2 separate regions of the Homo sapiens genome follow, and region 2 is linked to region 1. The links are chromatin loops, found by intact Hi-C in ENCODE. Cell type or tissue: endothelial cell of umbilical vein. All regions are shown on one strand. Each heading gives the region's core, and the rest is flanking DNA. Links, peaks and the distances in the headings are about the cores only. Region 1 has its middle 71 kb from the start of CHIC2. Region 2 has its middle 13 kb from the start of CHIC2.

Region 1 (5,387 bases), core at 269-5,268:
CCTGGAGCAGTTTCAGAAACTTACATAGTTTGGGAGTTCTCAAAGAAACAGCCATCAATGACGAATATAGCCTTTTGATGTTCCAGAGTACCGCACTCTGACAGTTGTCTTTCTTACACTGTCTTCTTCCACCACTATGGTGTCCCTATAATTATGCTTCAAATGTGCTGTCATTTTTGAATGCTACATTTTCACACATGAGTGGATAGACATGAACAGTGTTTTGGTTCTTTCCTTTGTTTCCCCTATTGAACTACTTTTTTTAGTAAGTCCATGTTAATTAAAATTCTAATGTTCTCATCAAAATTGCATTTTTGGAATAAATTTGTATCAGGATCAAATGACATTAAATCATTCAAAATCAATTAGAGAATGGTTTTAATTAATTGAACAGAAAGATGAAGTAAAGGAGCTGACATTGTTAAAACCTATTTACTGATAATTTAATAGTATGTTAAAATTTGTTTAAAGAGCTGGCTGCAGTGATTCACGCCTGTAATCCCTGCCCTTTGAGAGGCTGAGACAGAAGGATCGCTTGAGCCCACAAGACCAGCCTGGGCAACACAGTGAGACCCCATCTCTAAAAAAACTTTTAAAAATTAGCCAGGCATGGTGGTATGCGCCTGTAGTCCCAGCTACTTGGGAGGCTAAGGTGGGAGGATCCCTTGAGCCCAGGAGTTTGAGAGCAGCCTGGGCAACATAGGGAGAACCCATTTCTACAAATAAAAATAACATGTAAAAAAGCTGGGAATGATGGTGCATACCTGTGGTCCCAGCTGCCAGGATGGTTGAGGCTGCAGTGAGCCGTGGTCACGCCACTGTTCTCCAGCCTGGGCAGCAATGAGACCCAGTCCCCCTGCCAAAAAAAAAAAAAAATTATTTAGAGTATTTTGGGGTGATATATAAAATCATAACAGCTTAAAACGGAATACAACGAAAAAGACAATTTTTAAATAGTTAAAAGTGTTGGCGAGATAGAGGAAGTCAATCATAGTCTTGGAATAACATTTAGATTTCAGAATTTGAGTTTTTATGTTTGTTTTGACAAAATGGTTCTTTTGCTTTCTTCAACAAGAGGTTTAAGGCTTTGAACTTTTTGAAACTTTGATATAATTGTTGAAGTTTTTTAAACAAATCCTATAGAAATAGGAGACTGCTAATATGAAGAAGATAGAACATACTATTACAGCAAATTTATTTACTCACAAAAATTGCTTTTCCAAGGTAATCTTTTTCAAAAACTTACTGACATTTTAATGCCAAGTGTGTTTTCTTTGTCCCTAGTTTTAACAGTTTTAAAATACATGATTAACCTTTTTTCCTGAAACTGAAAGGAATCTGGACCAATTTTTTTAATCTATGCTTAAAAGCCACTCTTTTGATATGTTTTTCTTCATAGGACAGCCCATTATATTTAAATAGATAAATTGTCTCAGTTATTTCACACTAGCTGTATGACTTTATTTCTGTTATCCCCAGCAACTACATTTTTAGCTTTAAAGAATATTTTTATTGCTTTTGCATCAATTTCAAGTTTCAATATACAAAAGAGAGTAGTAACTAGTTCCTATGCTCTTCAGTCTGCTTCCCCAAGTAATCATTCTACTGTGAGGTGTTTTGTTTTTGGTATTGGCATTTTGGTATTAGGATTCATTATTACTAGTTATCAAGGAGACTCATTATTACACTGTGTCCCCTAATCATGTATAACCAGTGGCCTGGCAAAGCAGAAGACGACTTCCTCAAAAAAAAAAAAAAAAAAAAAAAAATCGTAGTTTACTTTAAGAGTTGACACTGCTGTAACCCAAAGACCTATTGAACTTACATTGCTGGTTGAGAAGCACACATCCAAAAAATCCAGTTATCTTCTGATCCACAATAAATTTTTGGAAAATAATCTGAAAACCAATTGTCCTCCATTATGACTAATGCACAATTTATTAAACTTAGATTTTTTGAGTGCAGTAACAGAACTAGAAATGTGTTGCTGTGTTACTCTGTTCTTGTACTGCTATAAAGAAGTACCTGAGACTGGGTAATTCATAAAGAAAAGAGGTTTAATTGACTCATAGTTCCACAGGCTGTACGGGAAGCATGACGGCTTCTGCTTGGCTTTTGGGGAGGCCTCAGGAAACTTATGGCAGAAGGCAAAGGGGAAGCAGGCACTTCCTACATGGCGAGAGCAGGAGGAAGAGAGAATGAAGGGGGAGGTACTACACATTTTTATAAACAACCAGATCTTGTGAGAACTCACTATTACCAGAATAGCAAGGGAAAAATCTGCCCCCATGATCCAGTCACCTCCCACAAAGCCCCTCTTCTAACATTGGGGATTACAGTTCAACACGAGATTTGTGGGGGAACACAGACCCAAACCATACCAATTACTAAAGAAATGGGAGACATTTGAATTTGGTGAAGAAATGGTCTAAGGTCTAAGCTTGGCCCAACCTCGGGCATCATGCCAAGTATAAAGGATAGCAAAGAGAATAATGCCTTTTGGTTTCTAAAGAGTTGAGGCTGGAGGAATAAGCATGTAACATGGTATGAAAAGTGCTAATAATCAAGGAAAGTAAGTGATAGGGTGGATCTTCAAAGGAGCAATATATTTGGGGTGGAAAGGTCATAGGTTGCATGGGTTGAAGCTTAACACATGAAAAGGCTGTGTTAAAAAAGTACTGATGATTTCTGTATGATTGGAAAATATGGGGAGATGGTCTGGTACAAAATACCTGTTTAATGAATTGTGCAGAAGCATCAAGAGATAAGGTCAGGAAAGGGAGAAGGGACAAGTGTATCATGCTGAAATTTTTTTGACTCTAGCCTGAAGCTATTGAAAGATTTTGAGAATGTGAGTGGACCTGGTCAAATCTGTCATTGATGAAGCTCATTCTGACCCTGAAATAAGCCAAAATTAGCAAGCTCCAATGTTAATTTGTTTTAACCTGTAAAGCTAGCAAGTAAAAATTCCTTAAATAAAGAACTCAACTGTTTCACTGTTTAGCAATGAGACCAAAGAGTATGTAAGATCGAAGGAATAGAGGTATAGAAAGACTGTTTTGCCCTTTGTTAAACTGAAAGACTAGCCTACTAACAATTCTAAATAATTATCTGGAACATTATCAGGGAATCTCACTGGGGTCAGACTGGAATCTAATTCTGGTTCTGCCACTCTCCAGCTGTGTGGCTTTGGAAATGTTACTTAACAGCTCTGTGCCTCCATTTCCTCATTTGTAAAATGGATTTGTTAATAGTACCTGTTTCAAGAAGTACTTATGAGGATTACACAATATAATGCATATATTCCACTGGTAATGCCACTCAACACAGGAGACCACTAGGAACACACAAGGAGTTGAACAAAGTTGGGTTTTTTTGTTTGTTGAAACTAGAGATACATTGTAGGGATTCCTGAGTGCTGGAAAGGCCTTCTTTCAGGATTTGGGCTTGTGATGAGTGATTTGGGAAGGATTCAAGCAAGAGTTTGCACTGGATTTCGATTCTGTAAGGAAGTGGGGTAATTTTATGATTGGTCTGAATAGATCTCATTTAGGAGGTGGGAGACACGAAGCTAAGTGAAAGCCGTAATTTGTAAAGAAGCAGCAGTCACTCATATTTAGTATTTTGTGCTTTGCACTGCGACTTTGTTTTTGTCTTATTACACAAGATGTGAAGAGGTCTTTTCTGTTTCATCATGGTCACAGAGTAACCTTGACTGATGGTCTTCTGTGAGATTGTTTATGTTCAACAGGAGAACACCAAGGCCTAGCTGGTAATAACAAGCCAAGTCCTGGATGCCAAGGGCTGCTTTTCTCTTTCTGTCACTTAGCACAATGCCTGGCATAAAGTTAAAGCTTAAGAAGTATCCTAAGGAACAATTCTAAAAGAATTGAGCCCAACTCTCACATGCATTCTGACCCTAAAATAAAGGCCAGTTTGGTCCATTTTTGAGATTAATATGACAGTGTTGTTTCAACTTCATTGGTCAGTACCTTCTTATTCCTTTTCTATATGGATAGATTTGCCTTATATTTTAGATGTTTACTTTGAGTTTGTATTTTTCGTATTCAAAACAGTTAAATCAGAATGTTAAACTTCTAACAACAGATTCTCTTTGAACATTTTTACAAAAGTTTAAAAGTTTTAAAAATCTGTTTTCAACATCTCCCTAGGTCAGTCTTCACAGTGTTTATCACAACTGAACATAAATATTAAGTTTAGTTATTTGTAAAATATCTGTTTCTCCTGCTATACCATGAAAGCAGGTTCTTATCAGCCTTGCTATTATATCTTAGCGCCCAGTATGTGCCTGGCACAGACTGTTTTGAAGAAATGATTGTTGAGTAACTGAACGAGGAAGAGAAATTGTACTTGGAAAGTGGAGTTGAAAACTAACATGTATTGAGTGACTGTTCAATGCCAGGTCCTATTTTAGGCACTATACAAAAATTATAATTAAGTCCTCTCAGAAATTCTGTAAAGGAATTATTGACTTAAGTTCAGCGACTTACCCTTCTAGGAATGGGTAAAGTCTGATTCCAGGTCTGTGTCATTCATCAAACATTTAATAAACACATATCTTGGGAATTTATCATAGCCTATCATTAGCAATTGCTTTTCTGTAATCGTATCAACTTCGTCTACTCTCTGTCATAGTCTCCTACCTGCGAGTCCCAACTTGTTTTAAGCACTGCTCCATCTCTTTACTCTGCGCTTACACCTAACAGCTGAATGGGGCTGGAGAAAAATCTGAAGCCAATGCTGACTAATTTCATTTTAAATCCATTACCACAAATTTCAAATAGGTACTACCCAAAGATCTTACTGTGCTTCACAAACATGTTTGTTCTCTTACTCTCCAAAATTACTGTGTCATAACTTCCCTCTTCAACTTTTTCCAACACCAGCCTCTGACTACTGGACCATTCCATCAGCATACAAACATTTTCTTCTGCCTCCCATTTGTAAACAAAACGACACCTTCCCTTGACCTCACATCTTCTTTTGCCACTTCTCTCACACCTTCACAGAAACCTGCTCAAAAATTTCCTCACATTTCCAGCTTACCTCTATGGACCCTAAAACTAGGTTTTGGATCCCACCATTCCCTGAAACTGCTCTTGTCAAGATTACAAACACCTCCACTTTGCCAAATCAGTCATCTCTCTCTTAACTCCTGCCGCATTTATTAAGTCCTCTTCATGCACTATCTGTCTTTTCTTGGCTTCTTTAACAGCATGCTCTCCCAGTTTCTTGCTTCTTGCTCTATCCATTGGCTGTAGGTCTTCCTCTTAAGCCTTAAGTGTTGGTGTGCTCCAGGCTCAGGCCCAAGACTTTTCTGTTTTTCTACTGATCTCATCTAATTGCATGGTTTAGATACCATCTTA
Region 2 (5,387 bases), core at 59-5,058, 83 kb before region 1:
CATCTTTTATCTTTTGGATAATAGCCATTCTATTTTAAAAAATTTTTATTTTTTAATTTGTTTTTTTTTATTTCTGAGACCTCTCAGGGATGAAAATATTAATAATTGCCATTCTAACAGGTGTGAAGTGATATCCCATTGTGGTTTTGATTTGCACTTACCTGATGATTAGTAATGCTGAGGACCTTTTATATACCTGCTGGACATTGGTACATCTTCTTTGAAAAAATGTCTATTCTGGTCCTTTGCCTATCTTTAAATCAGGTTTTTTGTCTTTCACTATTGAGTTGTATGACTTCTTTTTCTATATTAAATACTAACCCCTTCTCTGATACGTGGTTTCTAAATATTTTCTTCTATTCTGTGGGTTTTCTTTTCATTTGTTGCTTGTTTTCTTTGCTGTGCAGAAGCTTTTTGATTTGATGCAGTGTACTACTTCTTTATTTTTGTTTCTATTGCCTGTACTTTTGGTATCACATCCAAAAAAAATCATTGCCAATAACAACGTCAAGGAAATTTTCCCCTATTTTTTGTTCTAGGAGTTTTGTGGTTTCAGACTTTAGCTTAAGTCTGAAAGGATAAAAGTTTTCTGGAAGGGGAAGTTTTGTTGTTGTTGTTGTTTCTTTGTTTGCTTTAAATGGAGTCTCTGTCACCTAGGCTCGAGTGTGCAGTGGCGCAATCTCAGCTCACTGCAACCTCTGCCTTCCAGGTTCAAGCAATTCTCCTGCCTCAGCCTCCTGAGTAGCTGGGATTACAGGCACCCACCACCATGCCTGCCTAATTTTTATATTTTTAGTAGAGGCGGGGTTTCACCATGTTGGCTAGGCTGGTCTCGAACTCCTGACCTCAAGTGATCTGCCTGCCTCAGCCTCCCAAATTGCTAGGATTACAGCCATGAGCCACCGCACCCGGCTCTGTAAGGGGAAGTTTTAACACTAACATGGAAAAGAAAGTATATAGTAAAATTTCAAAGATTGTATAATTTAATGTCATGTAGGAAAACATAAAGATAATAGTTAACAAATCATAAGAGAGGCCGGGAACGGTGGCTCACTTATGTAATCCCAGCACTTTGGGAGGCCAAGGTGGGCAGATCACTTGAGGTCAGGAGTTTGAGACCAGCCTGGCCAACATGGCGAAACCCCATCTCTACTAAAAATACAAAATTAACGGGGTGTGGTAGTGCATGCCTGTAATCCCAGCTACTTGGGAGGCTGAGGCCAGATAATCGCTTGAACCCAGGAGGCGGAGGTTGCAGTAAGCCAAGATCGTGTCACTGCACTCCAGCCCTGGGGACAGAGACAGACTCTGTCTCAAAACAATAAATAAATAAATAAATCATGAGAGATCTTTTAAGGTTGTATGACAGAAAAATGAAAGGCCAGCTCAATACAGACAAACTAATTCAAGCTTTATTAATAAGGTTGTTCCTATATTATTTTAATTATGATCCAGAAACAAAAGAGGAATTAGAAAAGATTGTGGAACTGTTCTCTAATGGCATGATCCTAATATGACTGGATTAAATCTGACTGGACTGCTCTGTTCAACACAACCATCAAAATGTTGATTTTGACCATCCTAGCAACGAGAATAAAAAGCAACATCTGACCCTTTGACAGTGGCATTTATAAAAATGAAATCTCACATATACATGAGGGTAGGGTCCTGAGCTACCTAAAGTTTGTAAACTCATTTCAGTAACTTGAAGAAACCTCTATTAGTAAGCACTAATTATAGAATCCCACATGTGAGACACATTACATTCATGGGTTGATTGGCATCATTCTCAGTTGATCTGAGATTATCATCAAAAAAATTTTGACTTAGGATTTCTTTGCCAAGTTACATCATTCCTAAAGCATCTAAAATCAGGCAGGGCAGAATAGAACCACATGCTGATGTCACAGGGTGTAGGTGGGTTTGAATGGTCTCTGATTTAGTCAACATTCATGCTGTAATTGTGAATGATAGCTGCTCTGTGATACTAATAAGAATGCTCACCTGCTCAAGTGATACGCCCTTGAACAACAGGTCCTCACAGTTGGCAGCCGGGTGGCAGGAGGGCTGCTATAGAAATGAAGTTATAGAGACCTAACAGAACCACTGGCAGAGTGGGATCTTTGAGCCAAAGTGGGATCATGTCTAAGGTGAGTAGTAGCCTCAACAGCCTTGCAAGTACATTTTGAGGAAGCATATTCTTGTGGAGAAACCTCTTACAGGCTAGTGACTATGCTCATCCTCAGCAAAATAACCTGTCTGTTCCTTAGATGATAGGTGCATAGATAGTGTGAACTATTCATTTGATTCTCAGAAAACAATAAAATCATGCTGGCTGTTCTTTCCAGTTCAGCCATTGAACTCTTAAATTGCCAGACAGCCATGTAAGTCTGAATGAATGACCATTCATATACCCTTTCCACTGCACTGCAATATGGCTCTGCTCAGAATGGCAAGGAGAAAGACTGGAAGAGAAAAATGGTTGCAGGATCTTCTTGTGTTTCTACAAGGCTTTGACGGTGCTGAGAACATAATCCATTCTGGTGAATTTTTTCTGTGAAGGAGGCAACTAGAAAGGAATATTGTCTTCATTCTCTAGAAAAAAAGAACTGAAGGAAGAGAATTTATAGTTGGCTGATTATAACAGCATGAAAACGCATATCTTCTACTCTTTATCTAGAATTTTGTCCATCCTGATTAAAATAACAACACCCTCAATAACAACTAACGTTGAGTACTTGTCATATATTGTATCATTTTAATCCTCCCAACAACTTTATGAATGAGTACTATAATTAGCTGCATTACACAGATGATAACAAGGATGACAATTGTTGAGTTAACCCAGTTTCCTCAGTTTCTTTTTTTAAATTTTTAATTGTTTATTTATCAGTACAAATGATTCCTTAGCCCACATATTCATGTTTCATAGTTCAGGAACATAGGTCAGTGACAAACTTCTGAGGAACTCAATCCCAAAACATTCTTAACATTCCAAAATCACTTTGCACTCTGAAAGGTACCAGCCCTCTTCACCTCCTCAAAATCTTTCATGGAATCATAGTTTCTGTAGAAATCTACATATATCTGCTTTCTTGGTTCAGCAATGTAAACTTTAAGAGAGCTGCAACCCCCAGCATTACAAGAAATGCTCTGACAATATGAAATCACAGACACCTGGCCAAAAGGCTATGCATCTGAAATTTCTTCAAAACACTGGAAGCCGTGGTAGTTATTGTCCTCAACACCAATGTCCTTCCTGGCTGATGGAGAAATGCCCAGTTTCTTAAATATCATCATGGGATTGTAAAATCTTTGGGGAAGCATATAGACTTTTAAAATAACCACTCAACAATTGCTAATTATACTGAGTAAAACCAGTTAGCTTTATTTTCTCATTGCTTATATTTTTTCCTTCTTATTTATCTTTTCTCCCTTGCAGTAGAAACATTTACCTACAGCAGAAGTCTTAGACCTTAGTTGTATTTCAGCTTTTAGGGGCCATCTGAGCTGAGTAAGTCATTTTTAAAAATTAATTTAATTAATTAATTAATTTTTTTTTTGAGACAGATTTTCACTCTATTGCCCAGGCTGGACTACAGTGGCATGATCATGGCTCACTGTAGTCTTGGCTTTCCTGGCTCAAGCAATTCTGCCTGAGCCCCCCAAATAACTGGGACTACAGCTGTGCCTTACCACGCCTACCTAATTTATTTGAATTTTTAGTAGAGACAAGATCTCGCTATGTTGCATAGGCTGTTCTTGAACTCCTGAGCTCAAGCAAACCTCCTGCCTCAGCTGCCCAAAGTGCTAGGATTACAGGTGTGAGCCACCATGCCCAGCCTGAGTAAGTCATTTAACTTAAGTTTTCTCTGAAGTTTATAGAATGGGATGAATATCTCTCTGTTTACAGCACTGGGGTATGGTGAGGGTCAGATGTGACATTGCAAATGAACATGTTTTATAAAATATTAAGCAGTATGTAAATACTGATATAAATATGGCCGGCACAGTGGCTCACATCTGTAATCCCAGCATTTTGGGAGGCCGAGGCGGGCCTTGAGGTCAGGAGTTCAAGGCCAGCCTGGCCAAAATGGTGAAACCTCATCTCTACTAAAAATACAAAAATTAGCCAGCCATGGTGGCAGGTGCCTGTAATCCCAGCTACTCAGGAGGCTGAGGCACGAGAATTGCTTGAAACCAGGAGGCAGAGGTTGCAGTGAGCTGAGATGGAGCCACTGCATTCCAGTTTGGGTAATAGAGTGAGACTCAGTCTCAAAATAACAATAAAAATAAATAAATATTTTTTCTACTTTTTTCTTTGCCTGATTTTTCCCCTTATTTTTCTGAATAAAGATATTGCATTCCTTTACATGTTCATATCCAAATATCCTCCAATGGTGTGATTAACTACAGCATAAAAAGATAATAGCAAGATTTCTGAAGACGTTCACTTAAAACTATTTTGTTTCTCCAAGACTAAGTTATTCGTCCAGTAACTAACGTGTATTTAGTTTTCTGGACCTTCAGATTACCTCATAGTCCATTATAGCTTCAAAGGACACATTGATATCTTTAAATATATCAAGTGCAGAGTCACCAGATGATCCTCAAAGCTCAAATTCAGGTATCTCTTTATGTGCTTAATGTCACTGAGAGCAAGGTTATACCCTGGATATTGACACCTTAAAGTTAACTGACTTGAGAGAATTTATTTTATTTTATTTTTATTCATTTTTGGAGACTGGGTCTCACTCTGTTGCCCAGGTGAGTGCAGTGGCACAATCACAGCTCACTGCAGCCTTGATCTCCCTGGCTCAAGTGATCCTCCCACCTCAGCCTCCTGAGTAGCTGGGACTACAGGTGCATGCCACCATACCTGGTTAATTTAAAAATGTATTTTTGTAGAGACAGGGTCTCACCATGTTGCCCAGGCTGGTCTTGAACTCCTGGGCTCAAACAATTCTCTTGCCTTGGCCTCACAAAGTGTTGGGATTTTAGGCATGAGTCACTGTGCCCAGCTGAGAATTTTTAAAAACATTTTAGTTCTACCTAAGAGTCACTCAGGTTAAGAAGAGGTTGAGATATACTAGCCAATAAAGTAGAAAAGAAAGAAATTTGAAAAGTATGAATTCAAAAAGTAGACATATTCAGAAAAAAAATCACATAAATATAAGAAAAAATTAAAAATAGGGAAGAAACACCATAGTAAGGCCAGTGTGTGTGTGTGTGTGTGTGTGTGTGTGTGTGTTTGTGTGTTGTAGGTGGAGATGGCAGTGGGAGAACATAGAAACAACTTCTCTTTTGAGTTCCCAGATGAAGCTGGGTACTTCCTAATCTCAATTAAGTGAGAAGGCCAACATGATTATAACTATTAAATCCAACTT

What was found. Peaks named below come from ENCODE experiments on the same cell type or tissue, not always from the same donor. Only the 100,000 strongest peaks of a DNase experiment are listed, where the experiment ranks them.
Region 2: a loop joins it to region 1, with 3 times the contacts of the local background. A loop is called at or near these places in 6 of 110 quality-filtered maps.

What each region holds. Positions count from the first base shown.
Region 1 is chr4:53,991,313-53,996,699 of GRCh38, reverse strand. No RefSeq gene overlaps it. Among named protein-coding and RNA genes, the nearest start is that of CHIC2, 71 kb to the left of the region's middle. In endothelial cell of umbilical vein, for the core only: no CTCF peak of the experiment used is centred there; a DNase peak (open chromatin) is centred at 2,149; H3K27ac peaks cover 1,994 bases.
Region 2 is chr4:54,074,462-54,079,848 of GRCh38, reverse strand. It overlaps a transcript of CHIC2 not described here. Among named protein-coding and RNA genes, the nearest start is that of CHIC2, 13 kb to the right of the region's middle. In endothelial cell of umbilical vein, for the core only: no CTCF peak of the experiment used is centred there; no DNase peak of the experiment used is centred there; H3K27ac peaks cover 1,450 bases.